Regions from separate parts of the Homo sapiens genome. Here all the other regions are linked to region 2. Evidence: read pairs that join two places in POLR2A ChIA-PET (ENCODE). Cell type or tissue: GM12878. All regions are shown on one strand. Region 1 overlaps RAB8B (RAB8B, member RAS oncogene family). Region 2 overlaps CA12 (carbonic anhydrase 12). Region 3 overlaps RPS27L (ribosomal protein S27 like).

What was found. Peaks named below come from ENCODE experiments on the same cell type or tissue, not always from the same donor. Only the 100,000 strongest peaks of a DNase experiment are listed, where the experiment ranks them.
Region 1: POLR2A ChIA-PET joins it to region 2 with 9 read pairs; 2 of 35 experiments call an interaction of 5 or more read pairs at or near these places.
Region 3: POLR2A ChIA-PET joins it to region 2 with 5 read pairs; 4 of 35 experiments call an interaction of 5 or more read pairs at or near these places.

The regions. Positions count from the first base shown.
Region 1 is chr15:63,211,207-63,213,706 of GRCh38, forward strand. The region is part of intron 1 of RAB8B (RAB8B, member RAS oncogene family); the gene reads left to right. Among named protein-coding and RNA genes, the nearest start is that of RAB8B, 23 kb to the left of the region's middle. In GM12878, no CTCF peak of the experiment used is centred here; a DNase peak (open chromatin) is centred at 1,207; H3K4me3 peaks cover 1,717 bases; H3K27ac peaks cover 2,500 bases.
Region 2 is chr15:63,341,687-63,344,186 of GRCh38, forward strand. It overlaps CA12 (carbonic anhydrase 12), which reads right to left. Exons shown (of 11, transcript NM_001218.5): 5 at 316-411. It overlaps LOC124903506 (a long non-coding RNA gene), which reads left to right. Exons shown (of 3, transcript XR_007064676.1): 2 at 128-235; 3 at 2,452-2,500. Among named protein-coding and RNA genes, the nearest start is that of CA12, 39 kb to the right of the region's middle. In GM12878, no CTCF peak of the experiment used is centred here; a DNase peak (open chromatin) is centred at 1,505.
Region 3 is chr15:63,147,795-63,150,294 of GRCh38, forward strand. It overlaps RPS27L (ribosomal protein S27 like), which reads right to left. Exons shown (of 4, transcript NM_015920.4): 4 at 455-2,500. Among named protein-coding and RNA genes, the nearest start is that of RPS27L, 8.4 kb to the right of the region's middle. In GM12878, no CTCF peak of the experiment used is centred here; no DNase peak of the experiment used is centred here.

The sequences.
Region 1 (2,500 bases), 130 kb before region 2:
TTTCTTTATTGACAAGAGAACAAATAGTAGAATATCCTTTGTAGATCGGAAGTATAGAAATTACTGAGAATACTGGGAAATGCTTCACAGATGTTCCTGAAACTACAGCCAGATTGAGTGAATTCTTGTCCCTTTCTGAGTTGGGAGGTTGGGAGATTATTGTCTCACGTACTGTGATATTATAACTGTGTTCTACCCCAGACTATATGTGTTCACCATCTCTCTCATTGAGATTCTGGTTTAACCCTATTATATCCTTAACTTTGATGGCCATTAGAATAGGAAAGAATGTTTACGCAAGACTTTAGAGAGAGCCATAGTTTGATATTTCCTTTATAAAGCTTCCTGATACTGTGTTTAGTATTTACTTTCTTTAAATGTATCTTCTTAAAAGTACAGGTAGTGTGGTAGAGTTCAAAATTAACTTCCAGTTAAATCCAGTCATAGTTTTGGTGGATTTTTTTTGCCAAGCACCGCATTTTTCTTAGTATTGTCATATATTGACTGACACTAGTCAATTGCAACTAGTGACTGGTCATGATAGATATTGATAGACATCTCATAACTGTCATGGCTGAAGGGGAGTTGCCCCTAGTTGATCATTCAACAACATGAAGAGCCCTGTGTTTTTTTCTTTTTTTTAGAGACAGGATTTCACTCTGTCATTTAGGCTGGAGTGCAGTGGCGCAATCATGGCTCACTGCAGCCTCAACTTCCCAGGCTCAGGTGATTCTCCCACCTCAGCTTCCCAAGTAGCTGGGACTACAGGTGTGTCCCACCATGCCCAGCTCATTTTATTTAATTTTTTAAGAGAGGGAGTCTCTCTATGTTGCCTGGGCTGGTCTTGAACTCCTGGGCTCAAGCAGTCCTCCTGCCTCAGCATCCCAAAGCGCTGGGATTACAGTCATGAGCCACAGTGCCTGGCCTAAAAGCCCCATCTTCCTACACAGTGCGTTGTAGTCTTTCCTCCTGAATTGATGTAGAGGCATCCTTGATGTATAACAAGCAGAGCATGCTGAACTAGTTCGCAGCAAAAAACAAACAACGAAAACTTGATATCCAGGTTGTTCTTGGATAGGTCACCATGTTTATCATTTTTAAACATCCGGGGTTGTGAGATAAAGTTGTTAAGGGAGGGATTGCACCAGCACATTTTTCTGTTTCAGTTCATGTTCATCTGACTCATATTTATTCTAGTCTAACCTCATTTTGCGTGAAAATTTTTGTACTAGAAAATGTCACTTTCAATTAGGGGAGGGGAAATTCTGATTGGGGATCAGAAGAGTCAAGATGTATTAGTGATAATTTGGCATCACTTTTGATTCAAGGTAAAAACACAGAATCCCTAAAAATGTAGTAAAGTAAAAAGTGATTCATATAACTAGATAGGGGAAAGGAAATGTCACTGCTGAGCTTTACTGTGGGAAGAGGGGGAGGTGAAGGAAATTATTACAAAATTTTTGTACGTGATGAGGAGACAGCCTCTGGACTTCCCCAAATATTTCCGTATTCCCTAAAACAGCTCTAGTGAATTGCTTCATGATTGGTGTATGAATAGAAAGACACTAGAACTCTTAAACTTGATCTTGAAAGGCCCGTCTTTGTATATAATCATCCACAGATGTCCGTATGTGATTATATATTCCCATAGTGAGGCAATGATAAATGTAAATGAGAACCATGATATAATTTTGCCTTGCTTGCATGCACATTTTCAGAATAGAATTAAAAGCACATGCCACTGTCAGTAGTTAACTATGAGGTTTGTCTTAGTTTTTTATAAGGCTTTGGCAGAGGCCTAAAGCATGTTTTAGTGTCTAAGTCTTCCCTCCCTCCCTCTCTTCCTCCCTTCTTTCCTCCCTTCCTTCCCTCTTTGGAATCAAAAAGGAACTCTCTAGGTTCTGACTATTCTCTTTTCAGAACTAGGGACAATTTCAGCTTGTACACAGATTAATTTTCATTTTTTGGCTTCTCTGCTGGTACCTGAAATTGTAACTAAGTTATTACTAGATAATTCCTTTCTGACTTCTTCCTTCAAATAAAATCTGATAAGGACAAATGTCTTCTAGGTACTATTTCAGGTGGATATGTTTGGAGGGGGACGTGGGGCAAAGCAGAGGATAGGCTAGGGGTGCTGTTATAATGTAACTTAGGTCAGTTGATTGGTGCTTAGTAAATCATGGTTTTCTGTATAGTGCCAAATGCTCAGAAAATCTGTACTGGATAAAGAATTTCTTGTTCAAGTCTATTTAGTTACTGTACTTATGCCTAAAACTGGAATGTGCTCCTCTTTTAAATTCAGTAGGCTGTGCATTTATGACTATAGATGATACCACTTTCATTTTTAAAATAATGATAAAAGCTTAAGTTGTAAATTTAAGTTGTAATATGGACACTTAAAAAAAAACCCAAAACAAAACAATCTTCCTTCTGGTTATGGGGAATTCCTACATGAGTTCTTTCCAACTGCTTTTGTTTATATGAGTGTTGAAACTTAAAA
Region 2 (2,500 bases):
GTTTGATGATCCCTTTCCAGCACAGGTCCTCCCCAACTGGGCAATTCCATGCCTTATGCAACAGGGCTAGATGTTGGGGCCCGTTTTTCCAACGGACCAAAGAACATTCCCCATTTCTGCTGCCCAGGCACAGAAAGTGCTGCCTCCAGGCCAAGAGAGAAGGTGCACTACAGGAGGATACCCCCTGCTCTGGAGTTGACACGGAGTCGATACAGGAACAGCTGATTATCAACAGGTATGCATGGAACAAAAGGTGGAATCCCAATCTCATCCCTGCTTCAAATTTCACCTAAGAACCTTTTAAATATCTCTTACCTCAATGAGAACAGCCAGGACAGCGAGGCCTTCTGACTTGTTGCTGGCAGTGCTGGCGTCAGGATAAAGGTCTGAGTTATAATGGACAATGTGCAGCTGCAGTGGGGGAGAAGCCACCCATTAGGAGATAAGCGACTCATGGGAGCCTGTCGCTTCTGCAGAAGACTTGACTCCAACTGTGAGGACAGAACCCCAGCCCCCTCAGCCCCCCAGACTAGGTTAGGTCTCTCAGACCCTCCCCTTATTTTGCCAAGGATAAGGACATGTGCCCAAGGTGGTCAGGGCATGGCTTGTTTTGATACATTTTAGAGACATAATACATCAATCAATACGTACAAGATACACTGGTTTGATCTGGAAGGGCAGGAAAACTCAAATTGGAGGCTTCCAGGACATAGGTAGATTTAACTTTTTTCTGACTGGCAATCGGTTGAGAGTTATCATCAATAGAAAGGAATGTCTGGGTTCCAATAAGGGGTTGTAGAGACCAAGATTTTATCATGCAGAGGAAGAATACAAGTAGCAGGCTTCAGAGAGAATAGACTGTAAATATTTCTGATCAGACCTAAGGTCTGTGTTGATGTTAATGAATGTGGGCTTTTCCTAAATTCCAAAAGGGAGGAGGGTATAATGGGTCATGTCCAACTCCCTCTTCCCATCATGGCCTGAACTAGTTTTCATGTTAACTTTGGAATGCCCTTGGTCAAGAGGAGAGGTCCATTCAGATGGCAGGTGGGTGGGGTGGGGGGCTTAGAATTTATTTTTGGTTTACACAACCCATGCATTTTTGCTGGTTCTTTGTCCTTGAGACTATGACATATTGAGATTTTAACTCTATTTCTTTTCTCTTTTCATTCATCCTTTTCCATCTCATGTGTTTATAAATACAGTTCAACATATGTTATTGAATACAGCTTAATTTTCCCATTTCGAACTTTAAGTGGCTCCTTCTAACTTAAAAAAAATTATATATCAAATTATTTCTTCTTTTAAGTGGTCCTCTATTAAGGATTTCTTCAGAGCTCCTACTTCACCATCTTCCCCTCAAAGGACTTAGTCTGCCACACTGCCCACACCATCTCGGCCTGGCATCACTTTGAGAAACAGAGCTGAATTCTATATGATTAAAACCCCTGAGGTCCTAAGCCCCTATTTCCTTTTACAGCTGACCTTTGAGCTTGTGGTTTGTCTGTACTTTTCTTATTGTGCTCAGAGGAAGTGAAGACTAATCCAAGCATAAAGGAGCTCCCTGTTGAGGAGATTAAGATAGAAAGAATCTTTTTTTTTTTTTTTTTTTTTAATGGAGTTTCGCTCTTGTTGCCCAGGCTGGAGTGCAATGGCGTGATCTTGGCTCACCGCAACCTCCGCCTCCCAGGTTCAAGCGATTCCCCTGCCTCAGCCTCCCGAGTAGCTAGGATTACAGGCATGTGCCACCAAGCCCGGCTAATTTTGCATTTTTAGTAGAGATGGGGTTTCACCATGTTGGTCAGGCTGGTCTCGAACTCCTGACCTCCGGTGATCCACCCGTCTCAGCCTCCCAAAGTGCTGGGATTATAGGTGTGAGCCAACATGCCCCACCAGAATCTTCTTATATGAACTCCATCCCAAAGAACCACTACACTTCCAAGGTCCTTCCTTAGAGGACCCACTTTAGGGACACCCTGATGCCTTTTCTCTAGTATTGGCATTTATGGTCCATCTTAACCAGACTCTTGGTCTGATGCTGTGACTTAATAGCAGAAAATACAAGAAGTAGAAATATTTTAAAACACATAAACCCTGCCAATCTACACCCTAACCTCCTTTGTGAAAGGAAAATAAATCTCGAGACCCCCAAATCACTAAGCCAAAGAGAAAAGTCAAGCTGGGAGCTGCCTCCCATTCTATTCCTAAATAAGACGGCTACAAAGATAAAAAAGCAACACACCTCACATTTTGCCCACTAGGAAATTCACTGTGGGCCGCAAGGTCTTTACCCTAAAACAGTTCTGTTGAATTTCACCGTGACAATGTAAATGGATAACTTATCTTCATGGGTTCAGGACAAAGGATAGAACTCAAAGTCATCCCTCTGCTCACCTGAGACAAATGCATTTCTAATTGCTTCCTCTGCCCATGTCTGTTTTATTTTGTAAGAATGCAGATTCGCTGAGCTAGATGAATGCACAAGTGACTATTCCTCTAC
Region 3 (2,500 bases), 190 kb before region 2:
GTAGAAATATTATTATTTTTTCACAAGGTCACAAACCATTAACTAGCACTTGTTTCAAACCCACACATATCTGACTCTAAAGCCTGTTTTAACCATTATCGTGACTTCCCATAAAAAGCATCTCTAGGCCAACGCAGTAGCTCACACCTGTATTCCCAACGCTCTGGAAGGCTGAGATGGGCGGACCACTTGAGCCCAGAAGTTGAGACCAGCCTGGGCAACATGGTGAAACCCTGTCTCTACAAAAAATACAAAAATAAACCAGGTATGGTGGCATGGGCCTGTAGTCCCAGCTACTTGGGAGAATGAGGCGGGAGGATCACTTGAGCCCAGGAGGCAGAGGTTGCAGTGAGGCGAGATCGCATCGCTGCACTCTCTAGCTTGGGCAACAAAGCAAGACTCTGTCTAAAAAAAAAAAAAAGGCATCTCTAAAAATTTACCAATCCAATAAAAGTCATATTTAATGGCATGCAATTTTATTGATGCAGTCTTCAGTTTAAAAGTTTGTCACATAAAAATGAATAAAAATAAATATGTTGGTATTTTAATTAGTTGGCTACAAATAAAGAAAAAACACAACTTCAAATTAATACAAAGACAAGATAAAGAACATAGAGTCATAATCTTACACAACCCCTCTGTTCTAAATACATAGCATGATATATAAAATGTGTAATGAGAAAATTAAAAAGACTTTCATAGACACAAAACACTGAGCAGGGCTGAAGCTGAGGGTCTGCCGGGCTCTGGTTCAAAAGGCTGTGGCAGCTCCAATTTCTGTTCCTATAGAATAACTGAAACTAACACTGCTTCCCTAAGATTTAAAATGAAAGCTTATTAACTAAATTAGGACTATTCTGCCTAAATTCTTTGAAAGGTGAAGTTTTGCTAGGTGTGAAAGTGAGAGTAGCCCTAGTAGTGTAGGGGGAAAGCGAGCCAGAATCAGTAGGACACAAATCAGCAGAGAAAATTTGCAATTCTGGCATCTCCTTTGAAACAAAATTCAAAGGCTATTTAAGTGTCGATCAATAGCAAACACCATGACCTGATGTCATTTCTTTTTTTTTTTTTTTTTTTTTTTTCTGAGACAGTCTTGCTCTGTCGCCCAGGCTGGAGTGCAGTGGTACGATCTGGGCTCACTGCAAGCTCCGCCTCCCAGGTTCAAGCAATTCTCCTGCCTCAGCCTCCCGAGTAGCTGGGACTACAGGCGCCCGACACCACGCCCAGCTAATTTTTGTATTTTTAGCAGAGACGCGGTTTCATCATGTTGGCCAGGATGGTCTCAATCTCGACCTCGTGATCCGCCGCCTGGGCCTCCCAAAGTGTTGGGATTACAGGCGTGAGCCACCGCGCCCGGCCCCTGATGTCATTTTCTATGCCTATAGTTGTGAAAAAGTAGCTGTAAAATCCTAAAAGAATACAAGGTCATTATTCTATAAAAGTTATCCTTTTCTTTGTAAAATGCAATAATGTACTCTATTCCTTCCAAAGATTTAAGTTTTTTTCCATGGAAAATTACGAAGACATGAGAGGCCGAGGCAGGCGGATCACGAGGTCAGCAGATCGAGACCATCCTGGCTAACACGGTGAAACCCCATCTCTACTAAAAATACTTTAAAAAAATTAGCCCGGCGTGGTGGCACACGCCTGTAGTCTCAGGTACTCTGGAGGCTGAGGCAGGAGAATGGCGTGAACCCAGGAGGAGGAGCTTGCGGTGAACTGAGATTGCGCCACTGCACTTCAGCCTGGGCGACGGAGCAAGACTCCGTCTCAAAAAAAAAAAAAAAAAAGAAAGAAAAAGAAAAAAGAGAATTACAAAGACATAATTTAAGAATCTCAGTTTCCAAATATGGGGTAGAATTTTACAACTTTATATTCTGTGGTAGCAGAATAATGGCCCTCTAAAGATTCCCACACCCTAATCCCCAGAACCTACGAATATGTTACCTTACATAGCAAAATGGATTTTGCAGATGTCATTAAGAATACTTTATTTGGCCGGATGCAGTGGCTCACACCTGTAATGCCAGCACTTTGGGAGGCTGAGGTGGGCGGATGGCCTGAGGCAAGGAGTTCAAGACCAGCCTGGGCAACATGGCGAAACCCCATCTCTACAAAAAATACAAAAAATTAGCGGGGTGTGGTGGCACGTGCCTGTAGTTCCAGCTACTCGGGAGGCTGAGGCCAGAGGGTCACTCAAGCCTGGGAGGTGGAGGAGGTTGCAGTGAGCTGAGATCACGCCACTGCACTCCACCTAGGGAACAGAGCAAGACTCCATCTCAAAAATAAATAAATAAAAAGTGAAAACACTCTAAGTATCTATCAACTGATGAATGGATAAACATTGTATATTATTACACAGAATATTGTCAAAAAAAGGAATGAAATATTGATACATGCAACAGCATGGACAGCCCTTGAAAACATTATGCTAAGTGAAACATACAGAAGCTACATACCATGTGATTCCATTTATACGAAATAGCATTATATGAAATAT